Linked DNA regions of Homo sapiens: region 2 is linked to region 1. The links are chromatin loops, found by intact Hi-C in ENCODE. Cell type or tissue: GM12878. All regions are shown on one strand. Links, peaks and the distances in the headings refer to the core of each region. The heading gives the core; the rest is flanking DNA. Region 1 overlaps NEK1 (NIMA related kinase 1). Region 2 overlaps SH3RF1 (SH3 domain containing ring finger 1).

Region 1 (4,399 bases), core at 333-4,332:
AAAAAAATACTTTTTGCTCCTTAAAGGGATCCACATGTTATTCAAGTTTGAGGAACACTGTATGATAGTGCCCTCTTTTTAAAGATCATGGGAAAATTGTTCCTTTGGTTTCAATACCAAAAATAGCTGTCCTCTGAGCAACTAAAATGTTTTGTCTCATGAATACTGTGACTCATGTAATTAATTAGGTTTTCTGCTTTGTGAGAAAGACCAGCACCAAATTTGTTTCCTGTTTTTAGAAAATGTGGAAACCTTTTGAACATGAAGTTTGTATTCTTCATTCCTGGCTTCATGTTATACTGCTTGTGCTCATTTGTCCAATTTGTTGACTTCCCCAAACTTTTTTTTAAAACTTAATTTTCTCTCTTACTATATACATATATATATTTCAATGCAATCTTAGACTTTTTTGTATGAATATGCAAACACATTTTGTATGGAATACAAATACATTTTATAAACATTTTTATTGCTAAAATTAAGCATCAACATTTAAAACCCTCAATTTTAGTCTATGAATTTAACATTTAAAGTAATAAAATTAATGTTTGGGCAAATAATCTAGAAATAAATTCTTGTTCAAAATTTTACATATTGCTTTTTGTGTCTACAAGTTTTGCCAGGTGCAGTGGCTCACACCTGTAATCCCAGCACTTTGGGAGGCCAAGGAGGGGTGAATCATTTGAGGTCAGGAGTTCGAGGCCAGCCTGGCCAACATGGTGAGACCCCATCTCTACTAAAAATACAAAAATTGGCCAGGCATGGTAGCACCTGTAGGCCAAGCTACTCAGGAGGCTGAGGCAGGAGAATCACTTGAACCCAGGAGGCAGAGGTTGCAGTGAGCTGAGACTGTGCCACTGCACTCTAGCCTGGACAACAGAGCAAGACTCCATCTCACACACACAAAAAACGTTTAATACCACATCCTTGATAAGAACTATTCTAGGGCCAGGCGCAGTGGCTCACATTTGTAATCCCAGCACTTTGGGAGGCTGAGGTGTGTGGATCATCTGAGATCAGGAGTTCAAGACCAGCCTGGCCAACATGGTGAAACCCTGTCTCTACTAAAAATACAAAAAGTAGTCAGGTGTGGTGGCGCACGCCTATAATCCCAGCTATTTGGGAGGCTGAGGCAGGAGAATCACTTGAGCCCAGGGGGTGGAGGTTGCAATGAGCCGAGATCACGACACTGCACTCCAGCCTGGGCAATAAGACTCTGTCTCAAAAAAAACAAAAAAAAATGAATTATTCTAAGTTATAATCTTCTTTATTTTTATTTATTTACTTTTTTGAGACAGGGTCTGGCTTTGTCACCAAGGCTGAGTGCAGTAGCACAATCACAGCTCACTGCAGCTTCAAACTCCTGGGCTCAAGCAATCCTCCCACCTCAGTCCCCTGAGTAGCTGGGACTAGAGGTGCCCACCACTATGCCTAGCTAATTAAAAATTTTTTTGTGTGTAGAGATAGGGTTTCACTATGTTGTCCAGGCTGGTCTCAAACTCCTGGCCTCAAGCCATCCTCCCACTTAAGCCTCCCAAGTAGCTGGAATCACAAGCATAAACCACGGCACCCGGCTAGGATTATTCTAATTGCTAGAGCTGTCCAAAAATCTATCTAGTAAGATTTTTAAAAACCTCATTCAAAGGTTACTTGTAAATTAAATTAAAAATATGGACTTAAAGGACTTAAGTCAGTAAAAGTATATGACAGATCAGTAAAAGTACATGACAAAGTTAATTTTATTATTGCTTAAAAGTTATATAGTTCCCAAGTAGATTTCACAAAATGGATGTGATGTAAGCTGATTCATATACATGTATCATCTTGTTTTTCTCACATTTACTGAAAATTATACAGACATGTGAGGAAATCTTACCTTCTTGGTAGGCTCCATCTGCCATGACTAAATGAAGAATCTTGGCATAAAGATGCTGATGTTCATTTCCCAAAATATTTTGAACTATTTTTGAACAAATTTCAATATTTTCATCTTCATCTTCATGAATAGCCTATACCAAATTCCCAAATATAAATTAATATTTGAATAACTTTCTGTAATTGCAGACTTCACTTTTTATTTATAATAAATCTAATGACCAATACAGATTATCAACATTTCTTCAACCTTCAAACATAGCACATTTTAAGTGTTTTAATTGACTTTTCACTTACCTTTATTTTCTCATAAACCTCAAAGAATTTTTCAAAGCCCATTTCCTGCTCCAGATGAAGTCTCAGTTCCTCTAAATGGTTAAAGACACTATCGCATTCACATTCACTAGCAATTTCACCATCACTGTTATCTAAAAAACAAAATTAAAATAGAGATTTGATTTAAAAAGACTGAATAACTCATACCCTAATAGACTAAAATTCTATGACAAATGAATAATGCCATTGAAATAGACTACTTCTACTTTCATTATAAACAGTTTTTGTCATTTTAATATTTGTCCTTTATTTGGCAAAAAAAATGTATAAATCTGTCTAAACAAGAATGTTACTTTTCATGTATAGATATAAAAAATAAATCAGGTTGGAATCAAAACACTCCTAGAGATGTTACTTAAATAAAAAAAAAAAAGTGGAAAAAGCACACCTCCATGTTTTGCTTTGAAGCAGCTAACCCTAACTAGTATTTTCAAAAGTTGGTAATAAACACGGGAAACACCATGGAAAAGCCTGCAAAAGGTAGACAACCTAAGACATACATCATTACATTTCAGGAAAGCACCTAGAAAGTATAAATGGCCAATATGTTTTGTCATGTACGTGCTCGACATACTTTGAAAAAAATTACTTAGTCTTTTCACATTAGCTTTTCTTCCTAAATTAATATCATATAGTTATTGAAACAGACACACTTTCTATGCATCTTAGGGGTAATATTATGAAAGAGAAAGTTTACAAATTTACGAAAAGAGTTTTTAGTACTTTAAAAACTGCTTTCAGTGTTAACTCTGCTGGTTAATATATGCAGAAGCTCTTTCTAAAATATAGAATGCCAAGAAAACAATGTTATTATCTTTATTACTGGAAAAATCAGTCAATAAATGGAGATTAGAATAAAAATGCTTCAAAAAAGCATTGACATAATAGGAAAGAAATAAAAACTTTAATAAAAAATGGAAAATCACACATTTGTATGAAAAGAAAAAGAATGAAAAAAGGGGAGAGACCCAGAGGCATGCTTCAGTTGTATTTAAAGTTGGAAATGGTTCACAGCAGAGATTAGAAAAATACACTCTACTTGAAATATTTGTAAACTGAAAAAGAAAAAGGTCCAAAACTCTGATCATGCACCTGAGTGCCATTCTTCGTTCAGGGCACTTTCACTGCTGGGATTGTCATCTTCATCTGCCACATCTGTCCCATTTGCAGTTGGCTCCACATCACTGTTCTTCAAGACTGACTCTTCTTCTTCACTGTATTCTTCACCAGGTTGTTCCCTAAGTAACTGTTCCATCGAGGCCTGCAGCTCTTGTAAATCTGTGTCAGTTTCTTCAAACACACTGAAATTTAAAAAGTATAACTAAAAGTTTCAAACATACTGAAATTTACCAAGTTAAACAACTAAAACTACCTCATACTGAAATTTTACTTCTACTCAATACGTAGGCACTTCTTAAAAAATCCTAATAGTAGATAACAAAAAATCTGGAAAAAGCCTACATTGTTTTTCACCGGTAAATTGAGGATGAATACAACTGATAAATATATCACACAACACATATTCTGGAATATATAAGCCAGAAGATGATTTGTTTAAAATGATCCCAACTTGCCAAAGAGAATCACATAACTATCGATGTTACTCATTGCTTAAATTCTGAAACAATGTTTTGATATTTTAACAGGCCAGACTATAGAAGTTTTTCTAAAACAAATAATAGTAAATTATTTTCTCTTTTATGGAATTTTGTAATTTTCAAAATATCCATGTGGCTAATAGCTAGACACTATACAAAAGGCTTTCCATATACATGCCCATTGGGCATTTGAACTTTTAGAAATAGAAATACTTAGGAAATTTTATATTCATGTTAATAGGATGACCCAGTGAATAAAATGGTCACCAGAAATCTTATCTTTAGATGCTTATTCTTAAAAATGTTCTAAAATACATAATAGATTTTCTGTGTAACTAGCCTATACCAACCATCATAATTCTTCACTGGAGAATTTTGTTTCCAAAGTATTGGTAAGAATATTCATTCTATTTTCATGGGATTATAGATGCTGGAATGAAATAACTTATACAAATAATACCTTACATTTATATAGAACTTTTGTTTTTTAAACATTTTTATCCTACTACTCAAATTTTATCCACAAAAAATCACTTTAGAGACATGAAAACTATGAACCAAAATGTTTAAATGACTTGGTCAAGGCCACA
Region 2 (4,399 bases), core at 220-4,219, 300 kb before region 1:
CCAAAGAACGTATCTATTATACGAAAAGTTCAAGTTTAAAAAAGCAAATAAATTAGTTAAGCCTTGTAAACAATTGTCCATTTTAGTCATATATCTTAAAAAAAAAAAAAAGTTTCTCTGTGTAGTAAATCAGACAGTACAAGGCACACCTTATACATCCGAATCCAGACTAACAAAACCCACACAAACATCTTCTTCATTCTGCTCGCTGGGGTAACTGTGCTGGGGCATCAGAGTCACATACCAATCCTTTGCTCATCTCCTGACCATCTGGAAGTCCACAAATGTGCTCTTTCTGTTAAACTGCTTTGTGCTACTTTGTTGTGTGAAGTGATTTTAAGCTTCTTCAGTGTCAGTCTCCTCATATGTTTTCCACAAAGCTTCCTGGGAAAAGGCCAGTTTTCCCATTACGTTGTAATGTGCCTTTGAACCAGCCATCCTCTCGTTTTTTATGAACAAACACAATATCTCCTTCTTTAAGTTCAAGTTCTGCCTCACTCTGAGGAGGATAGGAAACCACCACCCTGTGCCTAGAAAAGAAAGAGATTTTGGTTAAGGCGATTCAAAGCAGTGATTTTAAAAAATGGTGTACTGTTAGTCTGCACGAACCTTCAACATAAATAGGAAATAACATTAATTCATTTATGATTGTAAAACAACTCAAAATACTGCTATTTTCTGTTTAGTAGAGACTTAGTACTAACAAAGACTGGATTTGGATATGTGTGTCAACCCACTACTGATGGCCCAGACTGGTTCATCTGAGTGACCTTAACAAGGACAGCCATCCTTGTTCCCTACCAGTGTTTGTATCTTGGCCATAAAGGAGAGTTTCATTTCATTTCCCGAGAGGGGTATCATTTCTATCCCTCCCTCTTCTCCAAGGAAACAGGAGTGAATTTATTTGATTGGTGAGACTGGGAGAAGTAGCTGAGCAGGGGGGGTTCAGTCCTCTCTGAACCGCCTGCCCACAGGCTAAGGAGGCTCTGCTCCACCTCTATGTTGTAAGCACACAGAGGTCAGGAAGGTGAGTCTGGAAGTCTGTCTCTGTGTCCCTACGTCCCTTACACTGGTGTTTGACATGGGCGAGGCAGCAATTCTGAGGAAGGTAATCTGCCCCACATACCCAGATTATCCCTTGGGAAGGTAGTCCCAAGGTCCAGACATGGAGGGGAGGGCTATGGCCACAAGTTCAATCCAACATTACCAGTAACGAGGTTGACATTCTCATCTCTATTATTCTGACATTTGGGTCTGTTTCTCCTTGGCTCAGAATTTGGAGTTAGTGGGAAAGGTGTCATTATCGCTTAAAAATGGCAGAAGCTTAGTTGGTTTAATATTATCTGTGCCCCTGCCTCCATGCTCCTTAGCCTTCCTGTGCAGAATTACAGCTTGTAGGAAACGAGAGGGAGGTGACTTGTTTTACACTCTATATCCTTTTATCTTTCTCTATTTTTCCAGCATTATTTGCATTACTCCTCTTCTCAACAAAAGGGGGGAAAAGAATGGTGGTGTATGGTAGCCAACCTCCAAGATGGCCCTAGTGATCCTTGCTTCCTGGTATTCACACTCTTGTGTAGTCTCCTCCTATGATGCACAGGATGACCTGTGTGGCCAATAAAATGTTGCAGAAATGACAGTGGGTGATTTCTGAGGCTAGATCATAAAAGGCATTATGGCTTCCACTTTACTTTCTCTTGGATCGGTCACTCAGGAAAACTGGCTGCCATGTTGTGAGGACACTCAACATCTCTATGGAGAGGAAACACATGGTAAGGCACTGAGGCCTCTTTCCAAAAGCCTAAACTAACCAGAAAAAGTGATGTGAATAAGCCATCTTAGAAGGGGATCCTCCAGCCCCAGTTGAGCATCAGCTCAGGCTGATGTCTTGACTACAATCTCAAGAAATACTCTAAGCCAGAACCAACCAGATGAGCTGTTCCATAATTATGTGACCCACAGAAAGTGTGAAATAATACATGCTTATTATTGTTTTAAGCCACTGACTTTTGGGCGTAACTGGTTACATGGCAACAGATATCTAATAAATACATCTTTCACTGTTTGATGCTAAGTAATGAGTAGTCAGTCATAAAGTTGATTTTGGGTTTCTACTTTCATTTGGTTCTCAAAGTCAGAAAATGAGTGTATAGCCTCGTGGGACCCACTCCTGACTGAAAGTGAAAAATATTATGGCTTCAAAATGATAGGCAGAACAAATTCTATACAACTGTCCCCAAACTTCTGAAACCTATTACAGCCTGCCCCTTTCACCAATTCCCATTCCATATAAACCAAAATCCATTTAAGAAAGACCACAGCAAGAGTCCCAGACTATTACACTAAAAAAACACATCTCTGCAAAAGGTAAGTGGCTGCTTGAACAACCTGAGCTCCTTTGGCACAGGGACCAAATTACTACCCAAGATCTGAAGCAAAAGCACAGCACAGAAGTTGGCTTATCATATCTGAGAAAGGTTCAGCTAATTCAAACATGAATATTCATAGACCACAAGGCTGGGGTTTGATCAAGCATGGAATGAGGAAGGAAGCATGACACAGCGGGAGAAACACTGGCCTAAGGATTGACACAGTCTTTAAGGTCAGTTAGAGCAGCTTAACTTTGGGCCAGTTATCTCAGCTCTCAGTCTGTTTCCTCATCTGTAGAATAGGACTGTAATGAGTTAAACAAGTATGATGCTCTTCGTATGGTGTCTGACAAAGAGTTCAACCTGAAAATATTAGCTCCCATTATGATCATATGGCTTAGACAAGAGTAGGCAGAGGCCTGGCACTTCAAGGAGGTGAAGAATGGGCCAGTCAGTGGCTGGACATCTCTAACTAGGAAACGAACTCAGGCCACAACTCAGGCCTCATTTCCTGAAAATGAGATTTGACAAACTTTAGATCAACACAGTTAGGGTTTTGGAATCCCTTCTTTGATATCTTTATTTTGAGACGGTCTTACTTTGTTGCCCAGGCTGGTGTGCAGTGATGCAATCACAGCTCACTGTAGCCTTGACCTCCCAGGCTTAACTGATCTTCCTACCTCAGCCTTCCGGCTGGGACTACAGGTGTGTGCCACCAAACCTGGTTAATCTTTTTACTTTTTGTAGGGATGGCATCTCACTATATTGCCCAGGCTGGTCTTGAACTCCTTGGCTCAAGCAATCTTCCAGCCTCAGCCCCAGAAAGTGCTGGGATTATAGACATAAGCCGCTATGCCCAGCTCTCTGACACCTTTAAAAGCAAGACAAATAATTTCATCATGAATTTATCTGAAAGAAGGATCCAGATGACATTTCTCAAGTCTAATGTCAACATGCTAAAAATCCATGAAAAAGCAATGATGTAGTTGCCATGTGGGGCAAGTTAAACATTTAAGGCAAAGCTTTATAATTCTGGGAAAAAATGTACAAGTGACTCAAAACATATTCAGAGTAGACTTCTCATGAGATATATTCCCTACTTGTTCTCTGTGAGCTGCCTTAAAGGTGAAATGGAATAAAAATGGTTATTGAAAAACTTGAAGTGAATTAGATTAATATATGCATTTTATAAAATGCACTAAACCAATTTTGTCAAAAAAAAATTTTGAACTAGAACTGCTGCTGGGCTAAGAACATACTCTTCCTGCCAAGTTCCCAGTGGGAGCAAATTTTCATTGCTAAGTTTTATAAACCTCTGGGGGGGCGGGTGGAATGAGAAACTATGTGCATAATGGAAACTGTGACACAGTCTTGATCGTATGAAGACTACCAGGTGCAGGAGTAATAGACTCTACTTAGAAATCTTCCAGCTCAGGTCCTGATCTTGAGCCTTGTGAGGTGGTTTGCAGTTTTCTAATACAGATTTGTAAGGCCAAATACTGGGCATAACTGGCCAACTATTTCAGGCATTGAAAGGCTTTGCCAAGTAGAACATTTACAGACCAACAAACAGATGTAAGGCACAGCTGCAGAGGCCCTTTACATCTGCTGCTCCACCCTCTGCCTCACTCGGATTATGCTTTTCTTTATATGAACAGGGGTTTGGGGAAGTTCTGAACCTCAGGGGTCAATGAATACTCTCCCATGACCTACATGGGACCTGCTGATCTACCTTCAAAATCTGCATCCCATCCACTCCTCTTCATTGTCACTGTCACTATCCTGGTTGATGACTTCATTACCTTCCACCTCGTCAAATATCTTTTTTTTTTAAGACTGAGTTTCGCTCTTGTCACCCAGGCTAGAGTGCAATGGCACGATCTCAGCTCACCACAAACTCCGCCTCCTGGGTTCAAGCAATTTTCCTGCCTCAGCCTCCTGAGTAGCTGGGATTACAGGTGTGTGCCATCATGCCCGACTAATTTTTGTATTTTCAATAGAGACAGGGTTTCAATATATTGGCCAGGCTG

The links. A loop is a pair of places that touch in the nucleus more often than their neighbours do. Peaks named below come from ENCODE experiments on the same cell type or tissue, not always from the same donor. Only the 100,000 strongest peaks of a DNase experiment are listed, where the experiment ranks them.
Region 2: a loop joins it to region 1, with 2.3 times the contacts of the local background. A loop is called at or near these places in 1 of 110 quality-filtered maps.

The regions. Positions count from the first base shown.
Region 1 is chr4:169,398,349-169,402,747 of GRCh38, forward strand. NEK1 (NIMA related kinase 1) reads right to left here. Exons shown (of 36, transcript NM_001199397.3): 33 at 3,304-3,512; 34 at 2,173-2,303; 35 at 1,877-2,009. Among named protein-coding and RNA genes, the nearest start is that of SH3RF1, 130 kb to the left of the region's middle. In GM12878, for the core only: no CTCF peak of the experiment used is centred there; a DNase peak (open chromatin) is centred at 2,185; H3K27ac peaks cover 531 bases.
Region 2 is chr4:169,096,158-169,100,556 of GRCh38, forward strand. It overlaps SH3RF1 (SH3 domain containing ring finger 1), which reads right to left. Exons shown (of 12, transcript NM_020870.4): 12 at 1-530. The coding sequence ends at 362. Among named protein-coding and RNA genes, the nearest start is that of CBR4-DT, 88 kb to the left of the region's middle. RefSeq lists enhancers at 2,181-2,300, 2,421-2,480, 2,761-2,880. In GM12878, for the core only: no CTCF peak of the experiment used is centred there; DNase peaks (open chromatin) are centred at 2,134, 2,534 and 3,954; H3K27ac peaks cover 1,449 bases.